2 separate regions of the Homo sapiens genome follow, and region 1 is linked to region 2. The links are chromatin loops, found by intact Hi-C in ENCODE. Cell type or tissue: endothelial cell of umbilical vein. All regions are shown on one strand. Each heading gives the region's core, and the rest is flanking DNA. Links, peaks and the distances in the headings are about the cores only.

What was found. Hi-C counts contacts between places; a loop is a spot of excess contacts. Peaks named below come from ENCODE experiments on the same cell type or tissue, not always from the same donor. Only the 100,000 strongest peaks of a DNase experiment are listed, where the experiment ranks them.
Region 1: it touches region 2 in a loop (11-fold over the local background); 6 of 110 quality-filtered maps call a loop at or near these places.

What each region holds. Positions count from the first base shown.
Region 1 is chrX:87,574,550-87,585,446 of GRCh38, forward strand. All of the region lies in intron 1 of KLHL4 (kelch like family member 4), which reads left to right. Among named protein-coding and RNA genes, the nearest start is that of KLHL4, 62 kb to the left of the region's middle. In endothelial cell of umbilical vein, for the core only: a CTCF peak has its summit at 9,303 (motif pointing right); no DNase peak of the experiment used is centred there.
Region 2 is chrX:87,332,700-87,343,596 of GRCh38, forward strand. No RefSeq gene overlaps it. Among named protein-coding and RNA genes, the nearest start is that of KLHL4, 180 kb to the right of the region's middle. In endothelial cell of umbilical vein, for the core only: no CTCF peak of the experiment used is centred there; a DNase peak (open chromatin) is centred at 6,032.

The sequences.
Region 1 (10,897 bases), core at 1,702-9,701, 240 kb after region 2:
ACCTATTTAAAGTGTGCAATTAAGTTTGCACACTTAAAATCGCCTCACTTTTTTTGAAATAAGACAGAAATTCATAAGTAAATAAATTCAATTTTGTGCCACCACGAAATTAGGAGGCTAATCAGTGTGGGCATATGTTTGTGTGTGTAATGACTGGAATTATCTGGAGAGGCTTCATGGTATGGAAGTACTATACTGGATTTGAAGTGAGAAGAACTGAGAATATAAAATCTTCCATTTATTAACTTATTAACTTAAAAGGAGGTAATGATCATAACTTACTTTGCAGTGTTGGTGATATAACGAAATAACATGTGTGCCACTGTTCTGTAAAGTGTAAAACATTCTCATGCATTGAATGGCAGTTATTATTAATATTATTTCTAGCCTAGAATGTTATGATAAAAAAGTGATGTAACAGGATTCAATGAAAAGTCTGATGTTTAGGTTTAAAACATTTGAAATAGAAGAAATTGTCATCCACAGTTCAAATTTTAAAAATCTTACCAGATCAGTTGATCACAATTACAGTATGAACGAATAGCGTGTAATATGGCTAACAAAATCAATGAATACAATCTTTAGCTTCTTTACTAGAAGTTTCCTGATACAGGGGTGAGGACCAGTAATGGTCCGCGGTCTGATAGGAACCAGGCCGCACAGCAGGAGGTGAGTGGCGGACAAGTGAGTATTACTTCCTAAACTCTGCCTCCTGTCAGATCAGCAGCAGCATTAGATTCTCATAGCAGCAGGAACCCTATTGTGAATTGTGCATGCAAGGGACCCAGGTTGTGCACTCCTTATGAGAATCCAATTAATGCCTGATGATCTGATGTGGAACAGTCTCATCCCGAAACCATCCCCTCCAACATCCCCCATCCATGGAAAAATTGTCTTCCACGAAACCAGTCCCTGGTGCCAAAAAGGTTGGGGACTGCTGGTATAGGTGATAATGACATATTAGACTTTCTGCTAGTCATATTACATTTTCAGTTTTAGGTCTAGTTATAGTTATCCTGTAAATGAGGGAAATCGAAACTGAAGATATATCTAGAGTAGATTTTCCAAGATGGTCAGAAGTCAGGAAAAACAGGTGATATAAGGAAACTTGAAAAATGCAAGACACATAGATGTTTTACAATTTAGCAGAGGGAAAACATTGTGGGCTGAAGTGGTAACAGTATTAGGGGAAAGACAGAATCTAATCTGGGCAGTGAGAATGAAATTTGTAAAAAGAAGTGCGTACTGGGGAGAACTATATATTTAGAGCCAGCAAATCTTGGATTTCACTTCCATTTAACTAAAAATGAGGGGCTAAAAAGCAAATAGCTGAGTTAATATAAACTACTGAAAATACTTGATCCTGGCAATACTGAAAAGATAACATCTCAGATAAGGTCCATAAGTTAAATATTTGTGAAACTTTATAGTGTTGGTTTGAAAATTTGGGAAATACTGTGATAACATAGAAACTTCATTAACATTAACCTATAAGGAGATCCATGTTGCAATTATAAAAATTGGAGTCTGCCCCTCCAGTGAGATTTCTACAATACTATGATATTGGAAAGTAATCAGAAGCTCTTGTTTTAATAGAAACAGTGATAACTGGGAGGTATAATTTCTGATGAGGTTGGTGATCATCCTTACTCTTTACCCTTGATAGCCAAAAAGAGAAATAATTGTATTTTCTATTTCATGTAGTTTTGGATATTTGAGGTAATATGTGAAAGCTGAAAAATACATTATATGTACCTGTATTTTAATCCATAAAACATAAGAAAAAAAACTTTATATGCCAAGGAAGACAGCTTTAAAAACACAATATACTCAAGAGGATTTTTAAATATTCCCCAAACAAATAAATTATAAATGTTTGAAGTAATGCATATCCTAGTTACACCTTGTATATGTCTTGAAATGTCACTCTAGACCTGGTAAATATGTACAATTATTGTTTCAAATAAAAGCGGTTTTTATAAAAACAAAAATCTTCAATGATAAATGAAGTTTATCTAAAAATAAAATGAACTACAATTGATGATTTATATGGAGTATTTACCATTATAAAATTATTTTATTTGATGTGTTTCTAAAGTAACATAAAACTATAGTTTTTGTAATGTGGCTATCCTGTTACGAAATCTTTACACTTGTGACGGTTTTATATAACTATTTACTAGTTAATATGTCGAATTGATCAATTGTATGCAGTCTTATTCAGAATCTTTCAAGACAATATTTTTTATGAGGACTCTCTCTACATACACATAGATATGGATATACTTTTATTTTTAAAAATACTTACCAAATATATAGAAAATTATTAGTTTAACCTGCTAGATTGAAATGAAACATCATATTTTAAATAAAGCATTTTTATTAAAATTACAAAATAATAAATCTAGTCCATGAGAAAGAATAATAGCTGGCCTTTAAGTATGGTATTGATTAAAACTTCATGAACAATGAAAATATTTTAAAATGTCATGTGCTTAATTAAGTCACTTTACATTGAAATACTGTTATAAAGTTAAACAGCAGGAAATTTTGCCACTAAGTAAGCTACACTGCATTAGATTACAACATACAGATAAGTGTATGCTAAAATGCTAAAACTTACAGGTTATGCTAAAACATTAAATATATTTAACCCTTTTCCTTTTCCTGTTTTCCCGGAGCATACACGCCGGTGGCACTTGTGGCTGCAGCATTTACGCTGAGATAATTTTGACATAAAATATCGTGCTTTTATTCTTATTTTCACATAGCTCTAGTATATCAGCTTTGAAAACAAAAGACATCGTTCTATTTATAACATTCTGTTTTTAGTAGTGGTATTTCCATTTACATTATGTGGTAATTCTTGATTGCCAAAAATGTCAAATCCTAGGAAATGTAACATTCCTACGCATGATGTTAACATCATTCTCAAACAGTTGTTGACTGAAGATTCATTTGATGAGGGCAATTTGTCTGAAATAGATGATTCTGATGACTCAGACAATTCTGACGTTAGATCTCTTTAGAAATAACTCCAAGAACGGTTTTTATATTTTATTTTCATATTGAAAATCAGATTTGCTTCAGCCTCAGAGCACATTTATGTAAAATTAAATGAGAGCTGACAGTAAGCTGCACATTTGTTTTCTAAATGGGAAAAGGATTAAAGCTCTTAAAAATAAATATATAATCAATAACTCCAGTGATTGTCACTTAATAGAATCATGCTATGCTTCGTTTTACAACTGCCTTCCTGATTCTAGCATGTATGTCTTTATATTTTCTTCTTCCCTGTGTCTTTAAAGAATGTAATGCTTTCTTTTAAATAAGTAAACACTAAAATAACATTGGTATTACACAAGATTGTCAAGGGTCTTAATCAATAAATTAATTGATATTACTTTGCTAATATGATTATAAAAAATTATACTAGAAAAAATCCTACAAATATATTCTTACAAAAATTTATATCTCTGTCATTTGGTTCTAATTCATTGCAAAATAAATGGGACTTTGATGAGATACCTATGTACAATACCTGTATTTAAATACCAGCAAAATATTACATGTTCCTTTATATAGTTTTCTGATTAAAATGTGCTGATAATTTCTGGAATTTATTCTTCTTTATAAAGTTTCTTTTCTCTTTTTTAATTGAATTTGGATTGTATTTCCAAATATATCCCTAATTCAAATTAAATTAAATTAAAATAAAATATATTTTCCTCATTTACTAAAGTGAATTTATGGAATGGTAATTTTTACAAGGTTATATATTCTAATAGACTAATTAGTAGAGGCAATGTGAGAAATTTAAGAATCCACTTTGATGGATCATTGCCTTATCTAGATTTTGGTAAAACTTAACTAAGAAGGAATAATGTCAGCAAGATGGTAGAATATGTAGCCACAGCCCTCATTCCCCACAGAAACACTGATTTAACAATGATATGTGGACCAAAACTTCTTTATGAGAAGACCATAATTTAGTTAAGAAGTTGCAGTACTCCAGATGAGCACAAAACTGAAAACAACTGCATTGAAATGAATAAGAAAAGCAATATTAATTTATCTGCATTAGCCCCTTCTTAAGCCAGAGCAGCTCAGCACTGAGAGAGACTCCCTCTGTAAGCAACTTCCTCCTTAGGGAAAATTAGAGCATTAAGTATGTCTCCAATTTCCCAGCCTTTTGGTGTGCCACTCAAGACAGTTTCTGTCTTTTTTTGCACAGAGTGCTAAAGGAGCTGGCACAGTTTGGATGCCCAGTGGCAATTATAACAAAAAAAATGGGGGTAGTTGGCTTACAATGTAACACAGCTTTGTCAGATTGAGAGAAGTCACAGAACCTGAGGCTTCTTTCTCAGGAGGGAGAGAGAGGAGTGAAGTGTGCCTCTAACATCCTGGACTTCCAGTCTAAATCTCAATGTGCTATATTCTTTCTTCAACTAGAACAGTAATAGAACTTTCAGAGTTTAGTAGGGGCAGCTAAGAAATAAGGAAAAGGGACAAGTGGCTTGCTGTACTCATTATGGCTCTGTGAGACTCAAAGATGGTACAGTAATTGTAGTTTCTCCAAAGGCAAGAAGGGAGAGGAGTGGAGCATGTCTCCAGCCTATGGTACAAAAGGAAGACACCAGAGGGAGCAAGAGATTACAAATTACTGAAAAAAAAATCAGTCTGTAAATCTCTTCTAATTAGAAATCTATACACAGCAGTACAGAGAAAACATACGCATAGAAAAGGTTTGAGAAGCTTCCAGAATATTCAAAGAATAATAATAAAGAGTGAGAAAGCCTACAGAAATTATATAACACCATCAAACAAATACATACATTATGGAAATTCCACAAGGAAAAGAGAATGAGAAAGAGTGGAAAGTTTATTTAAAGAAATAGTGGCCAAAAATTTGCCAAATCTGAAGAGGGAAATGGACATCTAGACTAGCAAAGCCCAAAGTATCCAAAACATTATCCACCAAGACACATTATAATCAAATTATAAAAAGTCTAGGAGAGAGAATTTTGAAATCTGTAAGAGACAGACAACTTGTCATATACAAAGAAACCATCAATAGCCAATCAGCAGATTTCCCAGCATAAACCTTTCAGGACATAAGGTAGTAGGATGATATATTCAATGTGTTGAAAGAAAATAACTGCCAATCAAGAATACTATACCTGGCAAAACTGTCATAAATGAAGGAGAGATAAAGACATATCTGAACAAACAACAACTGAAAGAGTTCATCACCACTGGATCTGCCTTACAAAAATGCTAAAAGAGTTATTCAGGTTGCAATGTAGGATGCTGAACATTATATGATAGCATAGGAAAGTATGAAACTCATTGGTAAAGGTAAATATGTGAATACAGAATACCATAATAATGCAACGATAATGGGTAAATCACTTTTCATTTTAGTATAACATTAATTAAAAGACAAAAGTCTTAAGAATAACAATAAATACAAAAATGTGTTAGTGGATACACAATGTAAAAGATACAAATTGTGACATCAAAAACATAAAGTGTGTAGAAAGAGAAGTAAATATGTAGAGTTTTGTAAATGATTGAAGTTAACTTGCTATTAGCTTATATTAGATGGTGATAACTACAAGATATTTTATGTTGCTTCATGTGATCTCAAACAAAATACATATAGAATATACACAAAAGAAAGGAGGAAGGAATTAATGCATATCACTACAAAAAAATTAGTAAAAAGGGAAAGAAACCAGTAAGGGAGGAAAGAGAAACAGAATAATTGCAAGACAGAAAAAAAAAAACCAACAAAATTGCAAGAGTAAGTCTTTACCTACCAAAAATAATTTAAACATAAATGGATTAACCTCCCCCATGAAAAGACAGAGTTGCTGAATGGATAAAAACGCAAGATCCAACTTTATGCTGCCTAGAAGAGATACACTTTGGATTCAAGGACACACACGGGCTGAAAGTGAAGTGATAGAAAATGATATGCTATACAGATAAGAACAACAAAAAAAATAGGGAGCTATACTTCCATCAGATGAAAGAGATGTTAAGTCAAAAAGTGTCACAAGATACATACAAAGAAGGTAATTTTATAATAATAAAATATCAATTTATCAAGAAGATATAAGAATTATAAACTTATTTCTACACAATATCAGAGCATCTACATATATAAAATAAACATTAAAGGGAAATAGATAGCAATACAATTGTAGGAGATTTTAATACCAAACTTGAAATAATTGATTGAATATCCAGACAGAAAGTTAAAAAGGAAACAGACTTGCACAACACTATATAGACCAAATGAACATAAAAGAAATAGACATCACTGGGCAGGACCTCCCAGCTAGGGCCTCCAGCCACCCCCACTCACATGTATTCTATAGACAGAGCTCTGATCTCTCCCTGGGACAGAGTACCTAAATGTAGGGGAGGGCTGCCAGGTTGATTGTTTGGACAACTCATCCATTCCAGCCTGTGGGCTTTAAAGAGCCCAAGCTGACAGGGTCACAGTTGGTTCATCAGCATGACATGGCTATTTTGTCAAGGCATGGCCAGACTGCTTTTTTAAGTGGGACTGCAGTTCACTTCTTGTGATAAGGGTTTTCTCACCCAGGGCTTCTGGCCACCCCTGCCTATGTTTTAAGGCTGAGACGGAGTGCTAATTTCTCCCTGGGGTGGAGTGCCGGGGGGTGGGGAAGACCACCATGTTGGCTATTTGGGCATCTCAGCCAGTCTAGCCTATTGGCCTTGGAGAGGCCAAACCAATTGGGGGCTGAAGAGATCCCCAACACAGCACAGCTGCTCTCCGCAAAAGCAATCAGAATGCATCTTTAAGGGGTTTCTTGATCCCATTCCTCTGACTGTGTGAGACGTCCCAACCAGGGTCTCCACCCACCTCCTACAGGTGCGTTCAGTCTGGTAACAGGTCAGTACCCCCCTGGGACAGAGCTTCCAGAGACAGTGGCAAAAGGCCATATTTGCTGTTTCACAGCATTCACTAGTGATACCTCCAGGTACTGGACAAACATAGGTGACTAAAATATAGAGCAGACCCACTGCGGACTGCAGCAGCCCTATGGAAGAGTGGCCAGATGGTTAAAAGAAAAACAAAGGAACAAACAACAAAAAAAACCAGAAAAACTCCATCCAAAGGTAAGCAATCTCAAAAACAGAAGGTAGATGAGCCCACAAAGATGAGAAAGAATCAGCACAAAAATGCTGAAAACTCAAAAAGCCAGAGTGCCCCTTTTCCTCCAAATAACTGCAACACCTCTGCAGGAAGGGTTCAGAACTGGGATAAGGCTGAGATGGCTGAAATGACAGAACTAGGCTTCAGAATGTGGGTAAAAATGAACTTCACTGAGCTAAAGAAGCATGTTGTAACTCAATGCAAAGAAGCTAAGAGGTATGATAGAACAGTGCATGAGCTGACAGCCAAAATAGCCAATATAGAGAGGATCATAACCAACCTGATAGAGCTAAAAGCACACTATAAGAATTTCACAATGCAATCACAAGTATTAATAACAGAATAGATCAAGTAGAGGAAAGAATCTCAAAGCTTGAAGCCTATCTTTCTGAAGTAAGACAGGCAGACAAAAATAGATCATCCCCCCTGCAAGGACAACAAGTTAATAAGTATCTACATAGAAAAAACACCTTCATAAGAAACGAAAATTAGGTGAGCACTCATGGTACCTGGTTTTAACTTTATATCACTGTAAAAAAGCACCTAAGAGATAGAAAAAAACAGTCTGGAATCGCGGATGCCACCACTTCCCCAACATCCAGCAGCAGCAGCTTGTTGCTGCGAGCCTGTCTGAGTATTTTTGTAGGGATAACACAGCAATTGTGGGGAATAGAACTTGGTGCTGTCCTGTAAGAGCAGAAAGAAAAACCAGAACAAAGTCAGCTGATGGCCGTTCAGAAAGGGAACATTTAAACCAGCCCTAGCCAGAGGGAAATCCCAATCTAAGCAGTCCAAATTTGAGTTCATGAAACCTCACCACGAAAGAACTACAGCACTCTGTGTCCCCAAGTAAATTTGAAAGGCAGTCTAGAGCATGATGACTACATCTCTTAGGCAACATCTAGTGCAGAACTAGGCCAAGATAAAGTGGACTTGGGCTGGTGGGGGGATCATTTTGTGTCCAGAGTTGGTTCCTTCCAGTGGGTTTGTGGTCTCACTGACTTCAAGAATGGAGCCGCAGGCCTTCGTGGTGAGTGTTACAGCTCTTAAAGATGGCACGGACCCAAATAGTGAGCAGCAGCAAGATTTATTGTGAAGAGCGGAAGAACAAAGCTTCCAAAGTGTGGAAGAGGACCTGAGTGGGTAGCCACTGCTGGCTGGGGTGGCCAGCTTTTATTCCCTTATTTGTCCCCTCCCATGTTCTGTTTCTGTCCTATCATAGTGTCGTTTTTTTCAATCCTCCCTGCAATTGGCTACTTTTAGGATCCTGCTGATTGGTGCATTTTACAGAGTGCTGATTAGTACATTTTATAATCCCCTTGCTAACTACAGAGTGATGATTGGTGCGTTTTTACAGAGTGCTGATTGGTGCATTTTACAATCCTCTTGCTAGCTACAGGGTGTTAATTGGTGCGTTTTTACAGAGCACTGATTGGTGCATTTTACAATCCCTTTGCTAGCTACAGAGCACTGATTAATGTGTTTTACAATCCTCTTGTAAGACAGAAAAGTTCTCCAAGTCCCCACTCGACACAGGAAGTCCAGCTGGCTTCACCTCTCAATTTGACATAGTGAGACACCAACTGGGGCAGCCATGGGAGTGCTAGCATCACCCTCCCCTGGCCCCAGGCCACGTAGCACAGCTTGCAGCTCTAAATAAGACTCCTTCCTTCTGATTTAGGAAAGGAGAAGGAAGAGTAAAGGAAGAGTGGGGAGGACTTTGTCTTGCATCTTCGATGCCATGTCAGCCATACCAAAATAGGGCATCAGTCAGAGTTGTGAGGCCCACATTCTAGGCCCTAGCTCCCAGACATTTCTAGACACACTCTGAGCCAGAAGGAAACCCATTGCCTTGATGAAAAGGACCTAGCCCTGGCAGTATTCACATCTGCTAACTGAAGAGCCTTTGGTCCCTAAATAACCAGAAGCAATACCCAGGTAGTACATTGACGGCCTTGGGTTAGCCCTTAGACTTTCTGGCTTCAGGTAAGACTCAGCACATTACCAGCTGTAATGGCCATAGGACAAACCTCCTTCTGCTTGAAAAAAGCAGAGGAAAAAGTAAAGGGAACTTTGCATAGCAACTTAGGTACCAGCATGACCACAAGGGGGCAGAGCACAAAGTGGGCTCTTAAGCCAGTGAATTTTTACAGCTTGCCTTGGGCTAGGACCAGTGCTGGGCTGGCTTCAAATGTGACCCAGCACATAGTGGTGGTGGTAACAATGGTGCTTGTGTCATTTCACCTCCAGCTTTAGGTGGCTCAGAAAAGAGAGAGACTCTACATTTTTGGGAGAACAAAAGGAAAAGGAACAAAAGTCTCTGCCTGGTAAATCTGAGAATTCTCCCAGATCTTGTTGAAGACCATCAAGGCAGTACCTCTATGAATCTGAAAGGACAACAGTTCTACTGGGCTTGAGGTGCCCCCTAAAGTAGATACTGATTAAATCACAATACCCAAGTCCTTTCGAATATCTGGAAACCCTTCCCATGAAGCACATCTATAACTAAGCCCAGACAATAAATACTACAATAAATAGCCAACTCTTCAATGCCCAGACACCAAAGAACATCTACCAGCATCAACATCATCCACGGAAACATGACCTCAATAAATGAACGAAATAAGGTACCAGGGACCAATTCTGGGTAAACAGAGATATGTAACCGTTCAGGCAGATAATTCAAAAGAGCTGTGTTGAGGAAACACAAAGAAATTGAAGATAATGCAGAGAAGGAATCCAGAATTCTATCAGATACATTTAACAAAGAGATTAACTAATTGAAAAAATCAGGAAGAAATCCTGGAGCATAAAAGTGCAATTTTACCACTGGAGAATGCACCAGAGTCTTTTAAGAGCAGGATGGATCTAGCAGAAGATAGTAATAGTGAGTTTGAAGACAGCTACTTGAAAATACACAGTCAGAAAAGACAAAATAAAAAAAAAGAATAGAAAACAATGAAGCACACCTTCAGAAACCAGAAAAAACCCTCAAAAGGGCAAATCTAAAAGTTATTGGCCTTAAAGAGAAGGTAGGGAAAAGATAGAAGTAGCAAGTTCATTTAAAGGGATAATAAGAGAGAACTTCCCAAACCTAGGAAAAGTTATCCGTATCCAAAAAAAAAAAAAAAAAGTTATAGAACATCAAGTAGATTTACCCCCAAAATGACGACCTCAAGCCATTTAATAATGAAACTTCCAAAGGTTAAGATAAAGGAAAGATACCAAAAGCAGCAAGAGAAAAGAAACAAGTAACATTAAATGAAGCTATAATACATCTGGCAGCACACTTTTCAGTGGAAGCCTTACAGGCCAAAAGAGAGTGGCATGATATATCTAAAGTGCTGAACAACAATAACAAAAAAAACCTTTTACTCTAGAATAATATATCTGGTGAAAATATTATTCAAACATGAAAAGGAAATAAAGCCCTTCACAAACAAATGAAAGCTGAGGGATTTCATCAACACCAGGCCTGTCCTACAAGAAATGCTAAAGGGAGAACTTCAATAAAAAATATAAAGACATTAATGATCAATAAATAATTGCCTGAAGGTATAAAACTCACTAATGACATTAAGTAAAAAGAAAAACACAGAATATTATAACACTAACTATGGTGTGTAAACTACTCTTAATTAGAAAGACAAAACGAAAAATAATAAGTACAACTTTTCAAGACATAGTACAATACGATATAAATAG
Region 2 (10,897 bases), core at 1,514-9,513:
GTTGAGTGGAATTTTAGATTGTTGATTTGACATCTTTTCTAATATAAGCAGGTAACTAAATAAATTTTCTGCTAGCAGTGCTTTTAGCTGAATCCCATATATTTTGATACATCTTACTGGTATTATTCCACAGTTTAAAATATTTTCTAATTTTTCTTGTGATTTTTTTAGCCCATGGATTATTAAAAGTGTTTTTTTTAATTCCAAATATTTGGAGTATATTTTAGATATCATATTGTTAATGATTTATATTATTTCTCCTGTGGTCAGAAATATAATCTCTAAGATTTCAATCTTTGAAAATGTATTAAGATTGGTTTTGTGGTATAGTACATGGTCTATCTTGATGAATGTTCCATGTGTATACGAAAAGAATGTGTATTCTGTTATTCTCAGGTATAGTATTTTGAAAATATCATTTAGGTCAAGGGGGTTGACGGTGTTTGTTAGGTCTTCTATATTCTTAGGGTTAGTTTATCTACAGTATTTGCTCCGCTCCATGAGAGTCATTGAATTCTCAAAAATAACTACTGATTTATTTACCCTTTAATTCTGACTGCTGTTTTCATGTATTTTGAATCTGTGCTATTAGATCTATATACATTTAATATTGTTGTCTTCCTTTTGAATTAACCTTTTTATCAATGTAAAATATCTCTATCTATGTAGTATTCACTTTATCCAGTATTATCATAGTCATACTTGCTTTCTTTTGCTTAGCATTTGTGTAGTTGTTTTTTTAAGGACTTATCTCTATGTTTATATATGAGTGTGCCACTTAAAATTAGCACAAAATATGTCTTTAATTTCTATTTTTTTCTGGATTGTTTAGTTATATTTAATGTAATTTTGGATACAGTTGGGTTTAATTCTACCATAATTCTATATGTATTTGCAGAACACAATATATCTTTTGTATCTATGTTCTTCTTTTCTACTGTTTTTTAAGTTAATTGAATTTATTTTGTTTTTTATTGATATAGTACTTGTACATATTTATGGGGTATGTATGATTTTTTTTACATTCGTGGACTGTATAATGATTACATCAGGGTATTTGGGGTGTTCAGCACCTGAAGTAATTATCATTTCTATGTGTTTGGAACATTTCTAGTCCTCTCTTCTAGCTACTTCTAAATATACAATAAATTGCTTTTAACTATAGTTTTCCTACTCTGCTATTGAAAAATAGAACTTCCTCGTTCTATCTAACTATATGTTTGTGCCCATCACCAACTTATCTTAATCCCCCTTCTACCTACATACCTATTCCAACCTCCAGTGTCTATCATTCTACTCACTATGTTCATGAGATCAATGTTTTTTAGCTCCCACACCTGAGTGAGAACGTGATATTTGTCTTTCCATGCCTAGCTTATTTCACTCATCAGTGACCTTCAGTACCATCCATGTTGCTGCAGATAAAATGATTTTATTCTTTCTTTTATGGCTGAATAGCATCCCATTGTGTATATATGCCACATTTTATTTATCCATTCATCCACTAATGGCAACATAGATTGCTTCCATATCTTTCTTACGGTGAATAGTGCTGTAATAAATGTGAAAATGCAGGAATCCCTTTGATATACTGATTTTTCTTTGAATAAATACCTAGTAATAGGATTGCTAGATTATATGCTAGTTATATTTTAGTTTTAAATAAGTCTCCACACTGTTTTCCATAGTGGCAGTACTAATTTACATTCCAATGCATATTGTATAAGAGTTCCCTTTTCACTGCATCCTCGCCAGCATCTGTTACTTTTTGTCTTTTAAATAATAATCATTCTGTGGTAAGATAATAACTCATTATGGTTTTGACTTGCATTTCCCTAATGGCTAGTGATGTTGAGTATTTTTTCCGTATACATTTTAGCCATTTGTATGTATTCTTTTGAGAAATGTCCATTTGTGTCCTTTGTCCACTTTTTAATGGGATTATTTGGTGTTTTTGTTGTTGTTGTTACTGTTGTTTGAGTTACTTGCATATTCTAGATATTAGTCTCTTGTTGGATGAATAGTTTTTAAATGTTTTCTCCCATTCTAAGGTTGTTTCTTCACTCCATTGTTTCCTTTGCTGTGCAGAATGTTTTCAGTTTAATATAGTCCCATTTATCTCATTTTGTTTTTGTTGCCTGTGCTTTTAAGGTTTTAGCCATAAAAGCTTTTCCGAGACAGAATGTTTCCCTATGTGTTCTTCCAGTAGTTTTATATTTTTGGGTCTTTTGGGTCTTATATTTAAGTAAGTCTTTAATCAATCTTAAGCTGTTTTTTCCAAGCACCATTTATTGAAGAGGGTGTTGTTTCCCCAGTGTATGTTCTTGGTGCCTTTGTCAAACTCAGTTGGCTGTAAATATGTGGATTTCTTTCTGGCTTACTTTTTTTTCTCTTCTTTTGGTCTACGTGTCTGTTTTTATGCATGCCATAATGTTTTTGTGTCTGTAGTATATTTTGAAGTCTGATAGTGATGCTTCCAGCTTTGTTCTTTTTGCTCAGAATTGCTTTGGCTATTTGTACATTTTTTTGGTGCCCTGTGAATTTTAGGATTGCTTTTTTCTATTTCTGTGAAAAATGACATTGGTATTTTGATAGGGAATGCATTGAATCTCTAGATAGCTTTTAACAGTATGGTTATTTTAACAATATTAATTCTTCTGGTTCATGAGCATGGGATGTCTTTCTACTTATTTGTGTACTCTTCACAAACAACTTATTAGTAATAAGATTAATTAATAATCGTATTCATCAGTTTGGGGCAGTTTTCCTTGTAGAAGTCTTTCAGCTTGTTGGTTAAATGTATTCCGAGTGTTTTAATTTTTTGTAGCTATTGTAAATGTGATTGCCTTCTTGACTTCTTTCTCAGCTAGTTCATTATTGGTGTATAGAAACACTATGATAGAATACTTTTTAAATTACATTTCATCACCCCTAATAACCTTTAAGATATTCCTCTTTTATTATTACTTTATTATTACTATTTTGTTACTTAGAGTTTAAAACACAAACATATAAATTTGTTTATGTGTTGTCTAAAGATCCTTTCCTGCTTTAATGGCAGATTTTACTAGTCACAACAGAGCAATTATGGCCTGCAAACCTAAAATAGTTACTATCTGGCTGCTAAAGGATGAAAAGTGTTTCTTGCTCTCAATTCATATGTTGAAGCCACGATTTTTCAGTACCTTAGAATATGACTGTATTTGCAAATCTAGTCTTTAAAGTGGTGATTATGTTAAAATGAGGATAATTGTGTAGGCTCTAACCCAACCTAACCGATGTCCTTATAACAGAGAAAATTTAGACACACGGAGACACCAGGATGTACATACACAGAAAAAAAACCATGTGAGTACAGTTAGAAAGTGGTACACTGTCAGTGGGAATGTAAATTGGTATACTCATTATGGAAAACAATATGGAGCTTCCTCAAAAAATTAAAATAAAAAATAGAATTTCCATATGATCCAGCAATCCCACTTCTGGGTACATATTCAAAGGAAAGGAAATCAGTATATGAAAAAAAAAATATCTGCACTCCCAAGTTCATTTCAACATTATTTGCAGTACTCAAGGTACGGAATCAACCTGTGTCCACCAACAGATGAATGAATAAAGAAAATATGGCATGTATTCAAAACAGAATACTATTCAGTCTTAGAAAAAAAGCAAATGTCATCATCTGTGACGTGAATGAACCCTTAGGACATTATATTAAGAGAAAGAAGCCTGACACAAAAAGACAAGTACTGAAGAATCGCACCTGTATATAGAATCTAAAAACAGCAACAACAAATAAAACATTGAAGTCACAGAAGTAGACAATAGAATGGTGTTTATTAGAGGATGAGGTATAAGGGGTCGGGGAGACATTGGTCAAATAATACAAAACTTCAGTTACATAAGAGAAATAATTTCAAGAGATCTATTGTACAACATGATGACTGTAGTTAAAAGATATATGTTTTATTTTGAAAATCTCTGAGAGTAGATTTTAAGTGTTCTCTCCACAAAAATATGGTATGTGAGGTAATGTATATGTTCAACTCATATGACTCAACTGAGCCATTCCACAGTGTATACATATTTCAAAATATTATGTTGTCTTTTTAAAAATATGCATTTTTAATTTGCCAATTAAAAAATAAAATAATATGAGCTAAAACTATAAAACATATAAAACCTATAAGAAAATATGGGGCAAATCTTTATGACATTAGATTTGACAGTGATTTTTTTAGATGTGACACCAAAAACACAGGCATCAACAAAATATATATAATTTTTTTGGACTTCATCAAAATTAAAAACTTCTTTGTGCTATCAAACAAGTGAAACACTATCAAATAGTGAAACACTATCAAACAAGTGAAAAAGCAACTTATAAAATGAAAGAAAATATTTGCAAGTCATATATTTGATAAAGAATTGGTTTCTAGAATATATATATAAAGAGCTCCTACAACTCAACAACGAAAAAGAATACAAATCAATTGAATAGTGGACAAAAGGCTTAGACAATTCTCCAAAGAAATATGCAAGTATTCAATATATAAAAAATTATCAACATCATTAGTCATTAAGACAATAAAATGAAAATAACATATTACTTTATACCCATTATAATGGCTATTATCAATATGAAATAAAACTAATCTAAAAAAAAGTTGTTAAGGATGTGTAGAAATTGAAACCCTAGTACATTGCTGATGAGAATGTAAAATGATGTAGCAGCTGTTGAAGACCTCTAGTGGTTACTGAAAAAATTCAACCCAGAACTACTATATATCCAGAAATTTCACTTCTAGGTATGTATCCAAAAGAATTGAAAGGAAGGACTGGAACAGCTATTTGTACATGAATGTTCACAGCATTATTATTTGCAATTGCCAAAAAGTGGAAATAACCCACGTGTCTATATATATATGAATGAATTATCAATATGTGAAATATACATCTAATGAACTACTCTTTAGCCTTAAAATGAAATAAAATTCTGATGTGTATTACAACATGGATGACTTTCAGAAATATTATGCTAAGTAAAATAAGTTAGACACAAAAGGGAAAATATTGTATGATCTCACGTGAGATACCTAGAGTAATCAAATTCTTAGAGACAAAATAGTGTGTTATAGGGTCGCATGGGAGGGGATCATTGGGAATCATTGTTCAGTGGGTACAGGGTTTCAGGTTTGAAGGATGAACAGGTTTGGAGATCAATAGTAGTGATAGTTGCACGAGAACACGAATATTCTTAATTCCACTAAACTGTATGCTTAAAAATGGTAAATTTTGTGTTATGTGTATTTCACCACCATAACAACCGATACAGTAGCAAGAAAAAATCATGAATGTGGAAATATCCCAAAAGGGATGAGAAAAAAATTGAGTGAAATGGCTTTGGAATTTAGAATATAGGAATAGAACAGAGAAGAGGGTTATGATAAAATGAACAAAGAAACTTTTTTTTTGCTATTGCCAAAAAGTGAAAATAACCCATATGTCTATATATGTATGAATGAATTATCAATATGTGCTATATACATCTAATGAACTATTCTTTAGCCTTAAAGTGAAATAAAATTCTGATGCATATTACAACATGGATGACTTTTGAAAATATTATGCTAAGTAAAATAAGTCAAACACAAAAGGGAAATATTGTATGAATTGGTATGAAGAAAATAAGTAGATTAGGAAGATTATATCAATCAGATTATATGTAAAAGAGAAGTTATTGTTGAGAGTGAGGGTAGCAGGGATGGAACTTAGATTTGCACTTGGAAAATGGACTGGTGTGGGAAATAGTTTTTAACAGAAATTCTGTAAGTAATTTATAGAAATATTAATATGTATATTTTAATTATCACACTTCAAGTGTAACATGGTTAGTTTATTACAAAGCAGCAGAAACATTTTAGATAATTCATTCTCAAAATCTGAGCATGCCCTGTACAAAGAATTAGTTTACATATCAATAATCCAGTACTCCAGCAGAGGGACATCTTGAGTTAAAAATTAACAAAGCAGCACTGAAAACAAAAGAGGAAGAAGGAATCTATTTCTTCACACTCAACTGCCACTATTATACTACAGTGACAAAAACAATGCATTTTATTAAAATTTGTAATGCACTTAATATGGTCTATGGCCAATAATGCCTAACTTTTCAAAATATACATTAAATTAACCCTTGGAACTTTTTAGCTATGGATCAGTAACATTATTGGAACTTGGGTATAAAAATTTAGCTCTTTTAATTATGCTGTTCAGATATAACATATATTAAGTCCCATGTTCACCATCTTTGTTGTTTTGCCTCCTAATATTCTGTACTATTTATGTCTTATTTTCCTCTTATTAACCGTCCCAAATTAAATAGCAGCATTTGATAATACATTACACATGTAAACCTTTTGTCTTTCTCAATATCATCATTCAAATTTTAACAGCTTCTTTGTTTTAATTTAAAAAACACACATAAAATAGAAGTTTTAAATTAAAACTTTACATGTTTTGGACATTGGTTCCATTACTTTATTATTTTTAATTAATAGCTTCTTTGTGACTTTTTTCAATAGAAATTGTATGAATGAATAAAATCTAGCAATTACTCTGTTGCAGAGTTGTACTTCCACCAGAAAGATGTTTTATAACATAGCCAGTTAACAGGAATTTATGAAATCAAATTATGTCTTCTCACTTTTGATTTAGACAACAGATGCAAGAATTATCATTTTCAGCTTTGATGACTGTCACCACCCAGTCTTTGGACATCATTTCTTTAACTTAGCAAATAAGTGTTGATTGACTAATTGTGTTTCAGGCACCTATGTTCTAGGTTCTAGGTACATGCCTGTTAATTTAAAGAAAAAAACCTCTCTGTCCTAATGGACTTTACATTGTGCTCATTGTTCTCCTGATCCTAAGAATTGTTACTTTCAGGTACTTCTGAAAGTGGGGATAAAAAAGGGGCAAAATTAAGAAGATTGTCTCTTTCATGACCTTATCTCCTCTAGTTTTGCTTCTCTCTTTTATACTATTTTATCTTTGTTTTCTTCATTTCAATCAATTCTTCAACTTCATCTATAAATACATTTAGACCTCTTCAGACTGTAAATTTTGGGGGGAATTTATCCCTTAAGTCTCCTATGTTCTATTATCTAATCTTTTACTTACTTTTACTTTGTATCATTTAGGGTGCTTTTGGTCCATAAAACAGCAACCCAATTCAGAATGACTTAAATAACAATGAAATTTACTAAGCTACAAAAGTAAGGAGTCAGGGTGGCCTCAAGGCTCTGGCTCCATTTCTCTGTGATTCTTTACAATCTGCAGTTTTTTCATATATTGAATTTACCCTCAGGCTTCTAACAATAGGATTGAAATAGCTCAAGGTGTCAACTTCTGACATGGTGACCTCCAAAAGAAGAAAAGTATGTCTTTTTGTAGTGTCATGCTGACTTTCCTGAGAAGGAACTCCGCAGTGTTTGCATATCACATTGACAAGTTTTGGGCCACATGCCGATTTCTAAACTTATTACTGGCAAAATAAATAAGATTTTATTACTATGATTGGTTTAGACTAATAGTTTTGAGTGGCATCAACTATGACTACTGCAACATCTCAAGTCAGTTTCTCTTAGACTATTTTTGGTCTACTTCGGTTTATATTGTTGGATGATGTTAACCCCTATGGTCCATTGTTGCCTGTGTAATGTAAGAAATGCATCACATAAAATCCATTATTTTTATATTACTTAAAACATCCAGATAGAGTGCTTTATATATTGTAGTATATAGCACATTTTTTTAGTTTAACTTTGTTTTCACTATTTGAGGGTCAATATTGATGTAGACTGCAAGGTTCACAGAAAATTGATTCCAGACTAAATTAGCAGAGTTTTTGTTTTTTTCATCTTTTAAGAAACTGACTATTCTGTAACAATTATTATTATTAACACTATTTTTGTTATTAAAATTATTGATACTGGAGTACAAAAAGGATAAGAAAAATGTGATTTGTTACTGTGAAAATATTAAGTTCTGTCATTTTACATGGATTCTTTCTCATGTATACCTAAATATCATAAGCTACCCTTGCTATCATTGTTTTATACTTATACTTTCATTTATTTATTTATTTATTTATTTATTTATTTATTTGGAGACAGCGTTTTACTCTGTCACCCAGGCTGGAGTGCAGTGGTGCTATCTCGGCTCACTGCAACCTCCGCCTCCCGGGTTCAAGTGATTCTCCTGCATCAGCCCTCAGCCTCCAGAGTAGCTGGGATTACAGGTGTGTGCCATTACATCCGACTATTTTTGTATTTTTAGTAGAGATGGGGTTTTGCCATGTTGGCCAGGTTGGTCTCAAACTCCTGGCCCCATGTGATCCACCAGCCTCAGCCTCCCAAAGTACTGGGATTACAGGCGTGATCCCTGGTATATCCCACAACACCTGGCACTTATACTTTTGTCTCCAGCAGCATATTGACACTATAACTGGACTGTAAGAATCTTTAGGAAATGATATAACAGGGTTGGTCGCAGTGGCTCCCGCTTTTAATCCCAGCACTTTGAGATCACTTGAGGTCAGGAGTTCGAGACCAGTTTGGCCAACATGGTGAAACCGTGTCTCTCCAAAAAAAAAAAAAAAAAAAAAACAACAACTCCCCCCAAAAATATTAGCTGGGCATGGTGGCACGTGCCTGTAATCCCAGCCACTCGGGAGGCTGAGGCATGAGAATTGCTTGAACTCAGGAGGCAGAGGTTACAGTGAGCTGAGATCATGCCACTGCACTCCAGCCTGGGCAACAGAGTGAGGCTCTGTCTTTTTTTTTTTAAAAAAAGTGATATAACATACCCGAGAAAGTCTGAAAGTTGCATGAACATCATGGGATGAATGAAACCACAAAATCCAATCTACATATTAGGGTTCATAGGCAATGAAGTACAGTGATTCCCTGAAAAGCAGGTTTTGGAGGCAGATACTTGCACTTTGAAGCCTGACACAACTTCACAGCATATGAACGTGCTTATTACTTCACTTCTGTAATACTCAGTTTATTTATACATAAACTGAGGCTATTAGAATTATACTTCATTTGGTTGTTTTTAGCATTGAAATAATATATCTAAAATAATAACCACCATATATACGACATGATAAGCTCTCAATAAATGGCAACGTTATTAATATGTACCAACTGTTGATTTTATAGATGTTGCCTAGTCAGTGATTATTTGTCTGTGCTATATGCTTACTTAGTAAGCATAATAATGGCCCATCGAAGATACTAAAATTCCTGGAATTTTATAATGCATTATATTACATGGTAAAGGGGAATTAAGGTAGCAGATGGAATTAAGGTTGTTAATCAGCTGACCTTACAATAGAGTGATTATCCAGAATTACTCAGGTGACCTCAGTATAATCACAAGGGTCTTTAAATGTGGAAAAGGGAGGCAGAAGAGGAGGTCAGAGTGATGTAAGAAGAACTCTTGCTGACTTTAAAGATAGAAGTAAGACAACTACAAGCCCAAGGAGTATGGGTGGCCTCTAGAATAAGGAAAGGGCAAGAAAAAAGATTCTCCCAGAGAATCTTCAGAAAGAAATACAGCCCTGTGGAAACCTTGATTTCAGTCCAGGGAGGACCACTTTAGGTTTCTAAACTATAAAACTGTAAGATTAAAAAATTTTATTGTTTTAAGTTGCTAAATTTTGGTAATTTATAACAGCAGCCATAGAAAACGAAAATACCTGCCAGAAATGTTTAACATATATTTGTGATACTTACTCCTACAACATAAAGTATATTAAAAGTAGTTAATGCCCATGAAAATATTAACATGTTAAATTGCTAACACTTCCCATGTTCATTAATTAATTTATTTAATAAATAATTATTGAGTCCTTACTCTTTGCCAGGTATTGTGCTAGGTTCTAAAGATACAGTGATAATCCAAATAAGTCACAATTTTGTCACTCATGGACTTTTTTCTCTATGTAAATTAGCAAGGTTTGCTGCTATATTGGACATAGGGAGTAAGAAAGACAGGAGTATTTATGAATAACTCCTAAATTTCTGGTTTTCAAAACTCGATAGAGAGATGCCATTCACTGATAGCGGACTTACTAGGTGAAGACTAAATCACATATTGCATTAAATATGGTGAATTTAAAGTAACTTTGAGATAGTCAAGTGGAGATTTTCTGTGAGAGCTAGATAAATGTAACTGGTATCACAAGAGGTCTGGGCTTTAGATACGAACAAATAAGAAGAACAGAAGGCATTGGTATGGTTAAGTTCCCCTAAGGGGAGAGTATGGTATGAGCAAAAAGAGTACTTGGAACTGAGTCTTGAGGAATTCCAAGTGTAGAAGAAAACAAAATTATGTCATGAAATTAAAAAATAGAAACTGAAATATGATATTGGTAAACTTCATCAATGTCATTGCTGATGTTAGTGTGAGCCATCCAGGTGTAGTGATTAGGAGAGAATCCAAATTGGAGTAAGTTAGGAGTAAGGGTTGAAGAAATGAAATTAGATAGTATAGACAACACTTTCAAGAAGCATGTCTATAAAGTGAAGAGAAGGAGAATCGGCATGAGAGCTGAATAAAAATATAAGTCAAGGGAGAAATGTATTTTTAAATAAGAGAGACTGGAGCATGTTTTAAATGTCAGTAAGAGGGATCCACTTGAAAAATAATACTTGGCTATATAGGAAAACTAATGAGTAATTGATCATTAGTTTGAGACACTGATAAGGAATAAGATTCAAAGCATGTGGTGTTTGAAGGGAGAGTGATATGTCCAACAACATAACCATGGGGTAGAAGAAGAACACAGTTGTATATGGTTTTATATGCTTTGTATGCTTTTCAGTCA